Linked DNA regions of Homo sapiens: all the other regions are linked to region 1. A link is a loop called in an ENCODE intact Hi-C map of the cell type or tissue named here. Cell type or tissue: PC-9. All regions are shown on one strand.

Region 1 (5,000 bases):
ATATAAGTTGTAAAGTTTTTAAAAAGCCCCTTCTCCTGAACCATGCCTCTAGTTAAATTTAAATCCAAGTAATATCATCCAGTTAACTAATATGGTTTTATCTCTGATTCTCTGGAAAGATGTGTATCCTTCCTGGTAACTATTCCCTTAACAAAGAGGTTGCTATGGATACATTTTTTTTTTTTTAAATTGAGTGCTGGCATTTTAAAGCCTGTGCAATTTAGTGCACTATATCTGGCCAGAGGGTTATACTAATTTAAGTGCCTGTATTTAATGCTAGCAATTTTTATCTTAATACACTTGCTTCATGCATTTGACGTGCCGTGTTCAAGAGCGTAAGAGATGGTGTGGGTGTTCTTTAAGGAAAAGCAAGTAAGACGAATATCGTACAACCCACCTAACTGCAATTGAATCAGTGGATGCTTCACTCGCCTGGAATTCGTCTGTTCTTGGTGTGTTTAATAATGAGTCATGCGATACATTTGCAAGGCAATGGGGCCACCTCCCAGGGCCTGGGGCCACGTTATGATTTTCTGCGCCTGAGTCCCCCGTCTTTGTTCAGACAGGTTGCTAATGCATCCCGCGAAGCTGACCTAATGCTACTTCAGTGGGTCTATTTTTCTTCTGTGGCTCAGCTCGAATGTGATATTCAGGAAGTCGACTGTCAGGCATGCAAATTGAGAGAAAAATATGCCACATTAAATCATGATGGTTTAATAAGGTATTACTCATGGGCAAATGGCTTCTGGTACTCTCCTTAGTAGGGGCAAGTTGAAAAGCATAACCTGCCCCAGAGAAGAGATCTAGCAATTTCATTGTCATTCCATCTTTGTCAAGGCATTTGGTGAAATATGCTCCAGTTGACATACTGTAGCTGCCAGTATTCTACCTGAAAATATAAACCCACATGTATCCTACTTTAGTCACCAATATTAAGAATCTTTACCATTATGATTACACTTGAGGTGAAATACCAAACATTTCAAATGCTTCTAATGATAGTTCCACTCTATGAATATGATACCACTTAGGAATGTTTCATGGTATCTCAAGAATTCCTTTTCAGAGCAAAAGGAAATCTTTACATTTCCATCTTTTACTGCAAATAGAAATTAATAAAATAAGTATTCATTTTCCTTGCAACTCAATTGATTTTTCTGTAATCTGTAGAAAATGAGCATGTTTTCTATATGCCTTCTATAAGAATGCATACATTTAAATTATACCTTTTCCAATCAGACATGGAATTTTACTAAGAAAAAAAAAGAATAAGTCTAGAATGAAAGAATTGTCATGCTGAAATTCTCCAGGTCATTTACACATTGATTACTTTGTCTGCTGCAAAACTATTAATTTAGTATTTGCCATGGCTTTAGAACTTAAGTTCTTTACATAGTAACTTACTTTCATAAATATGGAAGTATAATAATTAGGGTGGTGTATGTAACAATAACATAAAAACACTTATTTTTGACAGGCTGGTCATTGTCTGTCACAGTCATGTCTTCACTCGTGAAGATTGAAAGCAATGTCACATGAAGAAACTGGTTTCATTCTTCAGTTAACAATTTAAATCAGTGCTTAGTTGTCCCAGACTACAAAATATGTTAGAGGCAACAAAACCATTTTTAATCCTTCTTACCTAACTATAGATATTCCATTTAATTTTGGATTTGCTTTGTTAGATAGAGAGAAAGGAGAAAGGCAAAGATTTAAAAACATAAAACAGAGGGAACAGCATGAAAGCAACTATAAAATGCTGGCAAAATCTGGAAGAATAGAAACCATGTGGAAGTAAGTATTGTGGAATAAAGATTTAAAACCCTTCAGAAATGTTCTTTGAAAATCCAGCAACACAGAGGGGAAAAATGAAGAAAAATTAGCCAGTGCCAGTAAGAAAGCACTTTCTCTTTCCACCCTGACCAATTTTCTTTTATTTAAAAGAAACAGAACAAGATTAAGAGTTTAAAAATAGAGAGGAGGGCAAAACAGTAATCTGTAGTTTTTTTCTTCTTTCAGCTGTTCCTCTTTAACTATAATTAATCATCTTCTCCAAACAGCAGACCTCCAGGGAACTGCATTGAGGAAGGAAAATTCAAAGCAATGGAAACAAAATCAGTCCTTACAGGTTTCACCGTTGGGATTTGGACCCGGAGTGAAAAGAGGATAATGGTCTCAGAGCAGCCTCTGGTGGCTGAATGTCAAAAGCTCAAGAAGTCAGAGGCCACCTTACTAGTGTTCTCTTGACCTCCACTCTCCACGGTCTTAAGATTTTGTGCAAAGGAAGTTACTATTTAAATGACTTCAAGGCACTAGTTCAGAATTGATTAGGTTGGAATTGAAGTGAATTCATCAGTTTCAAGGGCAATCACAGATGGACTATGGATTTGATGCTGACAAACTGGGCCATTCCAACAATGGGGATATATATATATATATATATATATATATATATACACCACTGGTGACTGACACCTGAAATTCTAATTTTTAAGCAATCTGAATATTTTGATTCTTAAAACGCTGTGTGTGTGTGTGTGTGTGTGTGTGCATGTGTGCACAGAGATCTGTCCATCAGAAGCATTTGGGGTGCATTTTCTTGTCACAGCTTTCCCAGCTGTACAACATCTGTTTAGGACAGAGGCCTATACATTCCATCTGGTATGTTCCCCATTGAACCATCTCATCTGGGAAGTTTCCAAGGGGCCCTTTTCAAAATCTTGAGTCTTATAATCTAACTTGTATCAAATATCATGTCCAAAAGAGTGCTGCAATCTTCAGCTCCCTTTCTATGAGCATATCACATTTACACATCAGGTTAGAATGTTTTGTTCAAAAACAGATATTCTGTGTTCACCAAAAAAAACTTGAAGGTTTCAAACACAGTGAGGGTAAGTTTGTGAATACTCAAACACATATTTTAAATTGGTTTCAATAGGAGTCTGCTTTATGTATTTTTTTTTTTAGTAATTAACCAGCAGTTCTCTGGGCCTGCCAGAGGTGATGGAATTTTGTTAGGACCACATGGACCCTACAAAAGATCTATGGTATCAGGAGTTCAAGACCAGCCTGACCAACATGGTGAAACTCCATCTCTACTAAAAATACAAAAATTAGCCAGGCATGGTGGTGCACGCCTGTAATCCCAGCTACTCAGGAAGCTGAGGCAGGACAATCGCTTGAACCCAGGAGGCAGAGGTTGGAGTGAGCCGAGATTGCACCACTGTACTCCAGCCTGGGTGACAGAGCAAGACTCCATCTAAAAAAAAAAAAAAGAAAGAAAGAAAGACCTATGATAACTTGTGTGTACAATGTTGAATTTATAGAGCCCACTTCTTATTCACAAGGAAGTATCCTGGTTCAATCAAATATCAACATTAGAATTATCTGGGCTCCTAATTAATGCCTGAAAAAGAGACAGCAGCTATTTGGAAGTACAAGGAATTAATAGTAATGTACAGATGAACTTCTTAGTCTGGACAAATGTGCCACCATTAGGTAAGATGTTCATAACAGGGGAGGCTGGGGGAAAGGCATGCAGGAACTCTCTGTACTACCTTTGCAACTTTCTGTAAATCTTAAAATGTTCCAAAATCAAGAGTTTCTTTTTTAAAAAAAGTACAGAGAGTAATGTCGGCAAATACACTCGGGAAGTGGGAAAAGATGGACAAAGTTCTCTGGCAGAAGAAAAGTTTAATAACAGTAGGATATTGGCCTTGTCATCCAAGATGGCTGAATAGGAACAGCTCCAGTCTGCAGCTCCCAGCATATTCCAACTGAGGTACCAGGTTCATCTCATTGGGGCTTGTCAGACAGTGGGTGCAGCCCACAGAGCAGGGCAGGGCGTTGCCTCACCTGGGAAGCACAAGGGGTTGGGGAATTCCCTTTCCTAGAAAAGGGAAGCCGTGACAGACAGCAACTGGAAAATCGGGACACTCCCACCCTAATACTGTGCTTTTCCAATGGCCTTAGCAAACGGCACACCAGGAGATTATATCCTGCGCATGGCTCGGAGGGTCCCACACCCACAGAGCCTGGCTCACTGCTAGCACAGCAATCTGAGATCGAACTGCAAGGTGGCAGCGAGGTGGAGGGAGGGGCGTCCGCCATTGCTGAGGCTTGAGAAGGTGAACAAAGCTGCCAGGAAGCTCAAACTGGGTGGAGCCCACTGCAGCTCAAGGAGGCCTGCCTGCCTCTGTAGACTCCACCTCTGGGGTCAGGGCATAGCTGAACAAAAGGCAGCAGAAACTTCTGCAGACTTAAATGTCCCTGTCTGACAGCTTTGAAGAGAGTAGTGCTTCTCCCAGCATGGAGTTTGAGATCTGAGAACAGACAGACTGCCTCCTCAAGTGGGTCCCTGACCCCCAAGTAGCCTAACTGGGAGACACATCCCAGTAAGGGCCAACTGACACCTCATACAGCTGGGTGCCCCTCTGAGATGAAGCTTCCAGAGGAAGGATCAGATAGCAAAATTTGCTGTTCTGCAACATTTGCTGTTCTGCAGCCTCTGCTGGTGATACCCAGGCAAACAGGGCCTGGAGTGGACCTCCAGCAAACTCCAGCAGACCTGCAGCTGAGAGTCATGACTGTTAGAAGGAAAACTAACAAAGAGAAAGGACATTCACACCAAAACCCCATCTGTACATCACCATCATCAAAGACCAAAGGTAGATAAAACCACAAAGATGGGGAGAAACCAGAGCAGAAAAGCTGAAAATTCTAAAAACCAGCACACGTCTTCTCCTCCAAAGGAACGCAGGTCCTTGCCAGCAATGGAACAAAGCTGGACAGAGAATGACTTTGACGAGTTGAGAGAAGAAGGCTTCAGGTGATCAGTAATAACAAACTTCTCCGAGCTAAAGGAGGATGTTTGAACCCATCACAAAGAAGCTAAAAACCTTGCAAAAAGATGAGATGAATGGCTAACTAGAATAAACAGTGTAGAGAAGTCCTTAAATGACCTGACTGAGCTGAAAACCATGGCATGAGAACTACGTGAT
Region 2 (5,000 bases), 86 kb after region 1:
CATTTGACCCAGCCATCCCATTACTGGGTATATACCTAAAGGATTATAAATCATGCTGTTATAAAGACACATGCACACGTATGTTTATTGCGGCACTATTCACAATAGCAAAGACTTGGAACCAACCCAAATGTCCAACAATGATAGACTGGATTAAGAAAATGTGGCACATATACACCATGGAATACTATGCAGCCATAAAAAATGATGAGTTCATGTCCTTTGTAGGGACATGGATGAAGCTGGAAACCATCATTCTCAGCAAACTATCGCAAGGACAAAAAACCGAACACCGCATGTTCTCACTCATAGGTGGGAATTGAACAATGAGAACACATGGACACAGGAAGGGGAACATCACACACCAGGGCCTGTTGTGGGGTGGGGGGAGGCGGGAGGGATAGCATTAGGAGATATACCTAATGTTAAATGACGAGTTAATGGGTGCAGCACGCCAACATGGCACATGTATACATATGTAACAAACCTGCCCGTGGTGCATATGTACCCTAAAACTTAAAGTATAATAAAAAAAAGAAAAATAAATAAAGAAAAATGAAGTTGGGTGTTAAGGGGTTTTCTTGTGTTAAACAGAATATTTTCCATACATATGTGTGTATGTGAATAGATATATTTCTCTGTATGTAATCAGAACTAGAGGTCAACTTTCTCTAGTGTGAATTAAAGAGTAATTAATACAATACTGTATCCTTTGGGTCCTTTGGATTCCAAAGGACCAAAGAAGCTGAGGAATAACAGATTTAAGAGGTTTGGATGTTGCAAACTCAGATAAATTCATATAAAGTGTAATTTTGTGGGTTTCTCACTTATCAGATCTAAAGACACAGCATTCTTTGCTAATGTTTCAGTAACATTCAACTATCAATAAGTATTTTCTATGGTCATTCTGTGCCGAAAACACAGAATCAAATTTCTCCCACCTACAGTACAATCTGGAATGTGAGGATTGTGGGGGCAAAAAACTTCCTTAACAAATGATGCTAGCAAAAACCAATAATTGTTTTCTCGGGCAAAAGGGATTTAAATCTAAAAAAAAAAAAAAAACTTTCTGAAAATTAAAGCTAAATCATTAGTTTTGCACTCAATAAAGAATACAGCCAAGCATGGTGGCTTGTGCCTATAATCCCAGATATTTGAGAGGCTGAGGTGGGAAGATCGCTTGAGGCCAGGAGTTTAAGACCAGGCTGGGCAACATAGCAAGATTACTGTCACTACAAAAAGAGAAGAAAAGAAAGAAGAAGACGACCTTCTTCTGCAGGGTACAGGCTTGCTTTTTGGGAGATTATGTGTAGAAATATTTCCAAACTGCCACCAACATAGTTCTTTGGCCATCTCCTTATATCTCTGAATGAATGTGTGATTAGAAAAAGCATTTTTATGTTATCCTATGCTAAGTATAATTTTAAAAGCAAGCATATGGCTGCAAAAAAAAAAATCACTTAATAGATGATGCTACTTATCCAGAGGTTGGGAGACAGGAGACATAAATTTCTCTAAAGCTTCTTCTAGTTCTAACATTTTCTTTTTCTGTGTAAAACAATCTCCCCCACTACCTTATTCTACTGGTGTGCATGTTGATATTATAAAGACACGGCAAATTATTGAAATTTGAGTCTCAAAAATGCATCTAAGGATATGAGATGTGCCTGGATATTTAGCAATGCTGGCTACTTACTTGTTATAAATCATCTAGAGATATTACAACTTTAAATAGTCCCCAAGGGCAAAAATGGCCATTCCAGTGGGGGAAAGCAAAAATCTAAGACAAATAGGAATTAGTCAATCGTTTCTCCCCAACCAAACCAGTGATGAAAGCTACAAAAAATACCTTCCCTGGTTGAGAAACATCCCGTCATTTAAATTGCTGGGTTAATGAATATCGGCCTTCAAGAGGAAAATTGAAATGTATTTTATCACAGACTAGTTTATGGATGTGTGTGTTTATGATATCAGCAGAAATTTCTGAGATGACTGAAGAACTAGCTCAGGAAATGGCCAAGAACAAAGGGAGACGAGGCCATCAGAAACCCAAGCCAAATCATGTCCTGAAATTTAAGTTTCCGGGCAGAATCCTCTCTTGCAATTGCTGACATTGGGAGCCCCGGTCGGAACTGCAGAAGCTGCTGCCTCTAGAAAGTTTAAGTATCTTTTTCTTGCTAGGTTTGTTATTATTACTATTTTTTCTTATCAGAGAGGTTGTGTCTCATGGTTGAGAATTTAAAGAACCTCTTTGCTGAAGTTATGGGTACGTCCAGTACCGATGGAGGTATAATGGTGCCCTCTGCTGGGAAGAGTCAGTAATGCTACCCAGTGAGTTTTCTACTGGGCCTGAAGTAATTTTAGGTGCTGGTGGAGGGATGTCAAGGGTGTTTCTGGAACAAAAAGTTCCGAGAAGTACTCTGCAAAAAAGTAGTTACAAAACCCCAAACCACATGAAATTAGCTTGATTCTGAGTTGACAGTGGAATCTGAAACCAGCTGTATTTCATCCTAAAATGTTAGCGCTATAAACCCTTCATCAAACCTGGAGACAATTATTTTCTCACTATCTGGACAAGACCACATTTCCAGCGGCTGAATTTTTCCAGGGCCGACTTTGCCTTCCCATTTTCCTTTTGTAGAGCTCCCCTCTTGCAGACTTGCATAAACAAGCCTCACTCAAGAATGAAAGATGCTATGAGGCTGAGCCCCCATATGACATTCTGTAATTTTGCTATTAAGAATCATAAAAGGAATTTGTCACAAAAAGTACACACCACACTGACATGCCTTGGCTCCTTAGAAATGCATAGTAAGGCCAAATATCGATTTTTAAAATGTCATTTCAGGAAGTTCAGGAAAACTGCACTATTTCACTAAAGGTGTAGTTTCTTATTTTTGAGACGGAGTCTCGCTCTGCCGCCCAGGCTGGAGTGCAGTGGCGCGATCTCCGCTCACTGCAAGCTCCGCCTCCCGGGTTCACGCCATTCTCCTGCCTCAGCCTCCGGAGTAGCTGGGACTACAGGCGCCCGCCACCGCGCCCGGCTAATTTTTTTGTATTTTTAGTAGAGACGTGGTTTCACCGTGGTCTCGATCTCCTGACCTCGTGATCCGCCTGCCTCGACCTCCCAAAGTGCTGGGATTACAGGCGTGAGCCACCGCGCCCAGCTAAAGATGTAGTTTCTTACTTCATTTACCAGTTCTGGATCCGCAGCCGAAATATTTAAACCATCTGTAACTTAAAGTAGCTAAAAAATAACTAAAGGGCAGTAAAAGGAGACTGTAGCCATGTATTGCATGCTAATTGCACTTCTAGTCAAAAGCATACTGTTGGCTGGACCATCTTCAGTGGCATCTTACTCTGTAAGATATTAGGGAAACATCTGTTTATTGTTATTCATTTATTTTGTTGAGACAGGGTCTCTCTCTGTTGCCCAGGCTGGAGTGCAGTGGTATTATCTCGGCTCACTGCAGCCTCAACCTACCGGGTTCAAGCATCAGCCACCTCAGCTTCCCGAGTAGCTGGGGCTATAGGCACGCACCACCACACCCGGTAATTTTTTGTATTTTGTAGAGACGGGATTTCACCTTGTTGCCCAGGCTGGTCTCAAACTCCTGGGCTCAAATGATCTATCTGCCTCAGCCTCCCAAAGTGTTGGAATTATGGGTGTGAGCCATTGGGCCTCAGCATGTTGTTTTTGAGTGTTGTCAGAGTAAGATGCTGGGTTTTCCAGGGAAGCCAGTGATGTCTATCTAAAGTATGATGTTCATCTTGAAGGAGCTTATAATCTAAGAAAGGAGAGAAGACATGTATGGGAATGATGAGAATTGATTATAGCATATGCAGCTGACTATAGTAATTCAATAAAAGAGACCTGGATTCTCTGTAGTTTAGAGGATGAGGGCAAGATCTTTCCCAACCGGAAAAAACTCTAAATGCCTCTTGGATGGGGTGTCACTTGAGCTGGGACTTTCAAGTAGATTTTTAAGTACTTATTTCTCTTTGGAAAAATAGAAAGATAAATAAAATAAATAGATGAGCTTTTCCTTTTTGCCATCTGGCCCACCTTGTGGTTTTACTGTTTTATCTTAGTTACCTTGGTTGATTTTGAGGTTTTAATCATAGGATTCCAATGCTCTTTTACTCAACATGGAGAAAACCATTTGTTTGGGGATTGATTTGTACAATGTATTCTGCAATACTTTAGATTCTAAAGAATGAGGGCGAATTTTTAAAAATTGGGGACAGGTTCAATTTGTGTGTCTCTCTGCAAACCTCGTTCAAGATGTCAGATGAAACCTGTGGGGGTATTAGCTTTCTAAAGGTGTTGTTCCATTATGCTCTAGCCTTATAGTTATTAGTTCAGAACAATGGGTCTGAACTCCAAAACTGTAGCACTGCACATTTCCCTGCAAAGAGGGACAATTATGTCATTGGAATACAGAAGAAAACAGCACTTTTTTCTCCTCCCAGGAATGATGTCACTGTGACACTAAGAGTAGCAAATTCCTATCTAGAAATCCAACTGTGTTCACTTCAGAGCACTAAAGAAGCTCAGTGAATAAAATCAGGTGCCAGTCAAAAGCTATACTTCTTTGTACCGCTAGGTGAAGATTGCATCTCTCAATTTCCCCAAGGGCTTTCCCAGTAAACACTCCCCTTAAAAGATTCGGTTTTGATGAAAGAAAAGAGAACACAATAGTATTCTCTAAGATATGATTTAAAAATTATAAATATATTTTTCCCGAGGGAAAAAACTGCATGTAACCATTTTTTAAATTGACTTTTAAAAGATATTGGCCATGTTACATATTCTATATTAAAAGATTAGTAAATTAAAAAAAATCTGTGTACATTACTGAACATAACCACAATACATACTTAGGGTCAATATGCTTAGAAAAAAGGCCTGGTACGGTGGCTCACGCCTGTAATCCCAGCACTTTAGGAGGCCAAAGCAGGTGGATCACTTGAGGTTAGGAGTTTGAGACCAGCCTGGC
Region 3 (5,000 bases), 650 kb before region 1:
CATGGGCACAGGGGTCGTTTTAGGAGGGACAAAAATGTTCTGAAATTGATGGTGACAATGGTCGCACAACCTTGTGAATGTACTAAAAACCACTGCATTGTATGCTTTACACAGGCGAGTTGTACAGTATGTGGATTATACCTCAGTAAAACTGGTATATATATATATATATATAAAGAGAGAAAGAGCGAGAGAGTTCCACATTAATTTCCGATAAGCACCCTTTGTAAACTAAAAAAACAAAAGACACTTCATTCAATGCTGTCTATCTTAAACGAACACTTAAATATATCTTTAACGATGAAGGATTAGTACAGTTTTTTCTAACCTTGGAGTGGTGGGGGCCATTTCAGGATCGCCTGTGGGGCCTTGTTCAAATCCACCCTCCCCCCAGCAAAGCACCCCCTTCACTGACCCTGGTCTTCCCACACTTGTGAATCACTACATTAGAAGAATTCCCTGAAAATAGGGAACCAGACTTGAAAACTTGTCATTACCAAAGTTACGTAAGATTGCTCTGGAAGTTCCTTTTTTTTTTTTTTTTTTTTTTTTTTTTGAGACGGAGTCTCAGTCTGTTGCCCAGGCTAGAATGCAATGGCGTGATCTTGGCTCACTGCAGCCTCTGCCTCCCAGGTTCAAGCGATTCTCCTGCCTCAGCCTCCTGAATAGCTGGGATTACAGGCGTACACCACCACGCCCAGCTAGATTGTTCTGGAAGTTCTAGCCAGGGTGCTGTAAGTCAGGAGACAGAGAAAAGAGGTATAATTATCCTAGAAGGGTGTGTGAATCTTTGTTCAGCTAAGTTGACCCTATACCTAAAAAAAGTCCAAGAAAAGTTATTACACTACAACAGAAAGTTCAATTATATAGCTGGATACTAAATACACAAACATCAACAATCTTTTCGTGTTCCTACACAATGAGCCAGTTTGAAATTAGAATTGAAACAGAGTACTTTCACACAAAAAAGCAATAAACTCCCAAATATCTAGCAATAAGCTTAATATGAAATGTGCAAGACCCTGTATGTTGCAAACTGCTCAACCTTAGTAAGAGCCAAAAGAAGCCATGGAGACATGTCCCCAGTCCCAGATGGGGAAATTAAATTTTGCAAAGTTGTTCCACCTTCTGAGATTAATTTGTTGGCTTAATGTGATGCTAAGCAAAATGTTTATGAAAATCGGCAAATGCAAAAAATGAGCAAAACCTGCATGTATTAAGATTGTTACAGTTTATTAAGTGTAAAGTTTATATCCAAAGAAAACCAGTGTAAACACATATCAATCTCTAGTTAGTGGCATACTTGCTGAAAACTTAGGGGGATGTGTACTGATGTCTGCAATTTACTATGAAATGTATGAAAGAATAAGATGGATTGATGGATGGATAGAGGGATGAACAAATGAATAGGTACATGAAAAAGACTATAGTAATCTGCCTCTTATCAGAGCAGAAAAATGAATAAAAAGAAAAAGGAAAATACAGTAGAATGTTAATGAGAGAATCTGGGTGGTATTTGAGTTGTTCGCTAAAATTTTTTCAACCTTGTTTAATATGGGAAAGTTTTTGGCTGGACACAGTGGCTCACGCCTGTAATCCCAACACTTTGGGAGGCTGAGGCGGGAGGATCGATGGAGCCCAGGAGTTCAAGACCAGCCTGGGCAACATAAGGAGACCTTGTTTCTACTAAAAATTTTTACAAAAATTAGTTGGATGTGGTGTTGCATGCCTGTGGTCCCAAATACTCAAGAAGCTGAGGGAGGAGGGTCTATTGAGCCCCGGAGTTAACGGCTGCAAGGAGCTATGATCACGCCACTTCACTCCAGCCTGAGTGAAAAAGTGAGACCCTGTCTCAAAAAAAAAAAAGGTTCATAATAAAATGGGAAAAATACAGAGCAAAGAACAACAAAAACCAAAATGCATATAAAAGAAGATTCCAGCTTGAAAAATATGAGCTGGATAAAGATGGGGTGGAAATGGGCTAAAATGTTAACTATGATGAAATTATAGGTGATTTTTATTTACTTGTTCATACTCCATGCATTGATTGAGCTTTTTCTTTCTTTTTAAAAACAATATCCAAGTACTACTTTTATTTTAATTTTTTTAAACAGGGTCTCACTCTGTCACCCAGGCTGGAGTGCAGTGGTGTGATCTCGGCTCACTATAGCCTCAGCCTCCCGAGTAGCTGAGACTACAGTCATGTGCCACCATGCCCGGCTAATAGTTTATTTTTTTTTTTGCAGAGATGGGGGTCTCACTTTGTTGTCCATGCTGGTCTCGAACTCCTGCTTAAGAGACCTTCCTGCCTTGGCCTCCCAAAGTGTTGGAATTACAGGTGTGAGCCATTGTCCCTGGATCAGGAGTTGCTTCTTATGGATGAGCAAAGAAAGTAGTTTCTTAAGACACAATCTCCTCCTGGTGAAGATGTTGTGAACATTATTGAAATGACAACAAAAGATTAGAATATTCCATAAACTTAGTTGATAAATTAGTGGGATTCTTCCATTTCTCCACCAGGTGACAGCATAAGCACGTCAAAATAGCAAAAATTGTCTCAGAACACAGTATTTGGTCTGACATTGAACATTACTGCTGTTAATTGACTAGGTGTTTATTTTGACATGTTACTTGCACAAAGGATTAGAATATTATGTCAACCTAGTTGATAAACCAGTAACAGGGCTTGAAAAGATTGACTCTACTTTTGAAAGAAGTTCTAATGTGAGTAAAATGCTATCAAAAAGCATCGCATGCTACAGAGAAATCTTTTGTGAAAGGTAGAGCCAATTGATGCAGCAAACTTCCTTGCTGTGTTATTTTAAGAAATTGCCATAGCCAACCCAGCCTTCAGCAATCACCACCCTGATCAGTCAGCAGCCAGCGACATAAAGGCAAGACCCTCCACCAGCAAAATGATTACAACTCACTAAATGCTCACATGATCCTTAGCATTTTTTAGCAATAAAGTGTTTTTTGTTTTTTGAGACTAGGTCTCACTCTCGCCCAGACTCCTGGAGTGCAGTGGCACTATCACGGCTCACTGAAGCCTCAACCACCCGGGCGCAAGCGATCCTCCCACCTCAGCCTCCAGAATAGTTGGGACTACAGGTGTGCACCACCACGCCTGGCTAATTTTTGTATTTTTTGTAGAGATGGGGTATTGCCATGTTGTCCAGGCTGGTCTTGAATTCCTGAGCTCAAGCAATCCTCCCGCCTAGGCCTCCCAAAGTGGCGGGATCACAGGCATGAGCCACCTCGCCCGGCCTGCAATATAGTAATTTTAATTTAGGATACTACATTTTTTTAAGGCATAATACTATTGCACACTGAAGACTACAATATAGAGTAAACATAATGTTTATATGCATTGGAAAACCAAAAAAAATATGCGACTCAGGTTATAGAGATATTTGCATTATTTTGGTGGTCTGGAACTGAACCTGCAATATATCCAAGGTATGTCTGTGGGTGTGTGTGTGTGTGTGTGTGTATGTGTGTGTGTGTGTGTGAGATGTTCATGGCAACATTTATTTTTAATAGAAAAGAAAAGAACTGGCCAGGCGTGGTGGCTCTCGCCTGTAATCCCAGCACTTTGGGAGGCCGAGGCAAGTGGATCACCTGAGGCCGGGAGTTCGAGACCAGCCTGAGCAACATGGAGAAACCCCATTTCTACTAAAATTACAAAATTAGCCGGATGTGGTGATGGGTGCCTGTAATCCCAGCTACTTGGGAGGCTGAGGCAGAAGAATTGCTTGAACCCAGGAGGTGGAGGTTGCGGTGAGCCTGAGATGGAGCCATTGCACTCTAGCCTGGGCAACGAGAGCAAAACTCTGTCTCAAAAAAAAAAAAAAAAAAAAAAGAAAAGAAATTAAAGCAACCAAGATATCTGAATATCTGAACAGGGTCAAAGGGTCAAACTACTAGATATTTGTATAAATGAAGAAACTTGATTTTAGGTAAACAAAGCAAGAATCAAGTATAAGAACCATGTCCAAGATTAGCACCTAAATAGCAGAAAAGCTGACTTTATACTGAGAGAACTATTATACCCTGATTTGTGTATCTCTCCTACCTAGGAACTCAGAATCTTGAGTCAATGGTAAAGTGAAATTATGGGTAATTTTTTCTTTCTTTGTACTTTTATGGATTCTTTGTTCTATACTGAGCATGTATGAATTTTTAATAAAAGTTATAAATAATGAACACATCTGGATTTTATAAATTACTCTACATTCATAAAGCATTCTTCTGCAAGGTGGCAGCATAAGCCCTTCCGAGTACAGTATTTGTCCTGAAATTGAACACTATTGCTGTTCATTGCTCAGTTGTTTATTTTGACATGTTACTTGCACAAGCAAATTATTCATTATATTGTTAATTTTTATGAAAGAATTACTATATATTTATTGCAAAGTTGGTATACAGAATAGGATAAAACTCTAAATCACCTGTTGTGGCACTACTCAGGTATAACCAAGATTAACACTCTGAAATTATCTTCATGTTCACAGATGTGTGCTGGAAACAGGAAATGACATGTTTTTAAAGCAAAATGTGCCACCCCATACAATTGTTTGCTTTTTAAAATTTAAAAAAAAAAAAGTTTGTGGCCGGGCACGGTGGCTCATGCCTGTAATCCCAACACTTTGGGAGGCCGAGGTGGGCAGATCACCTTAGGCCAGAAGTTCGAGACCAGCCTGGCCAACATGGTGAAACCCCGTCTCTACTAAAAATTCAAAAATTAGGCGGGCATGGTGGCAGGCACCTGTAATCCCAGCTACTCGGGAGGCTGAGTCAGGAGAATCACTTGAACCCGGGAGGCAGAGGTTGCAGTGAGCCGAGATTGTGCCATTGCACTCTGGCGGGGGTGACAGAGCAAGACTGTCTCAAAAAATAAATAAGTAAATAATACATAAACAATGATTGCGAGTACATAGTAGGTGTATATAGTAGGAAACTACTGAAGAAGTTTGAAGCTAGCAGAGGCTAGTTCATGA

What was found. A loop is a pair of places that touch in the nucleus more often than their neighbours do. Peaks named below come from ENCODE experiments on the same cell type or tissue, not always from the same donor. Only the 100,000 strongest peaks of a DNase experiment are listed, where the experiment ranks them.
Region 2: it touches region 1 in a loop (6-fold over the local background); 8 of 110 quality-filtered maps call a loop at or near these places.
Region 3: it touches region 1 in a loop (5-fold over the local background); 3 of 110 quality-filtered maps call a loop at or near these places.

The regions. Positions count from the first base shown.
Region 1 is chrX:10,634,363-10,639,362 of GRCh38, forward strand. It overlaps a transcript of MID1 not described here. Among named protein-coding and RNA genes, the nearest start is that of MID1, 16 kb to the left of the region's middle. RefSeq lists an enhancer at 1-1,005. In PC-9, a CTCF peak has its summit at 2,170 (motif pointing left); DNase peaks (open chromatin) are centred at 479, 969 and 2,179; H3K4me3 peaks cover 994 bases; H3K27ac peaks cover 2,051 bases.
Region 2 is chrX:10,720,671-10,725,670 of GRCh38, forward strand. It overlaps a transcript of MID1 not described here. Among named protein-coding and RNA genes, the nearest start is that of MID1, 100 kb to the left of the region's middle. RefSeq lists a silencer at 2,159-2,453. In PC-9, CTCF peaks have their summits at 2,286 (motif pointing left) and 4,574; no DNase peak of the experiment used is centred here.
Region 3 is chrX:9,986,441-9,991,440 of GRCh38, forward strand. No RefSeq gene overlaps it. Among named protein-coding and RNA genes, the nearest start is that of CLDN34, 22 kb to the left of the region's middle. In PC-9, a CTCF peak has its summit at 2,504 (motif pointing right); no DNase peak of the experiment used is centred here.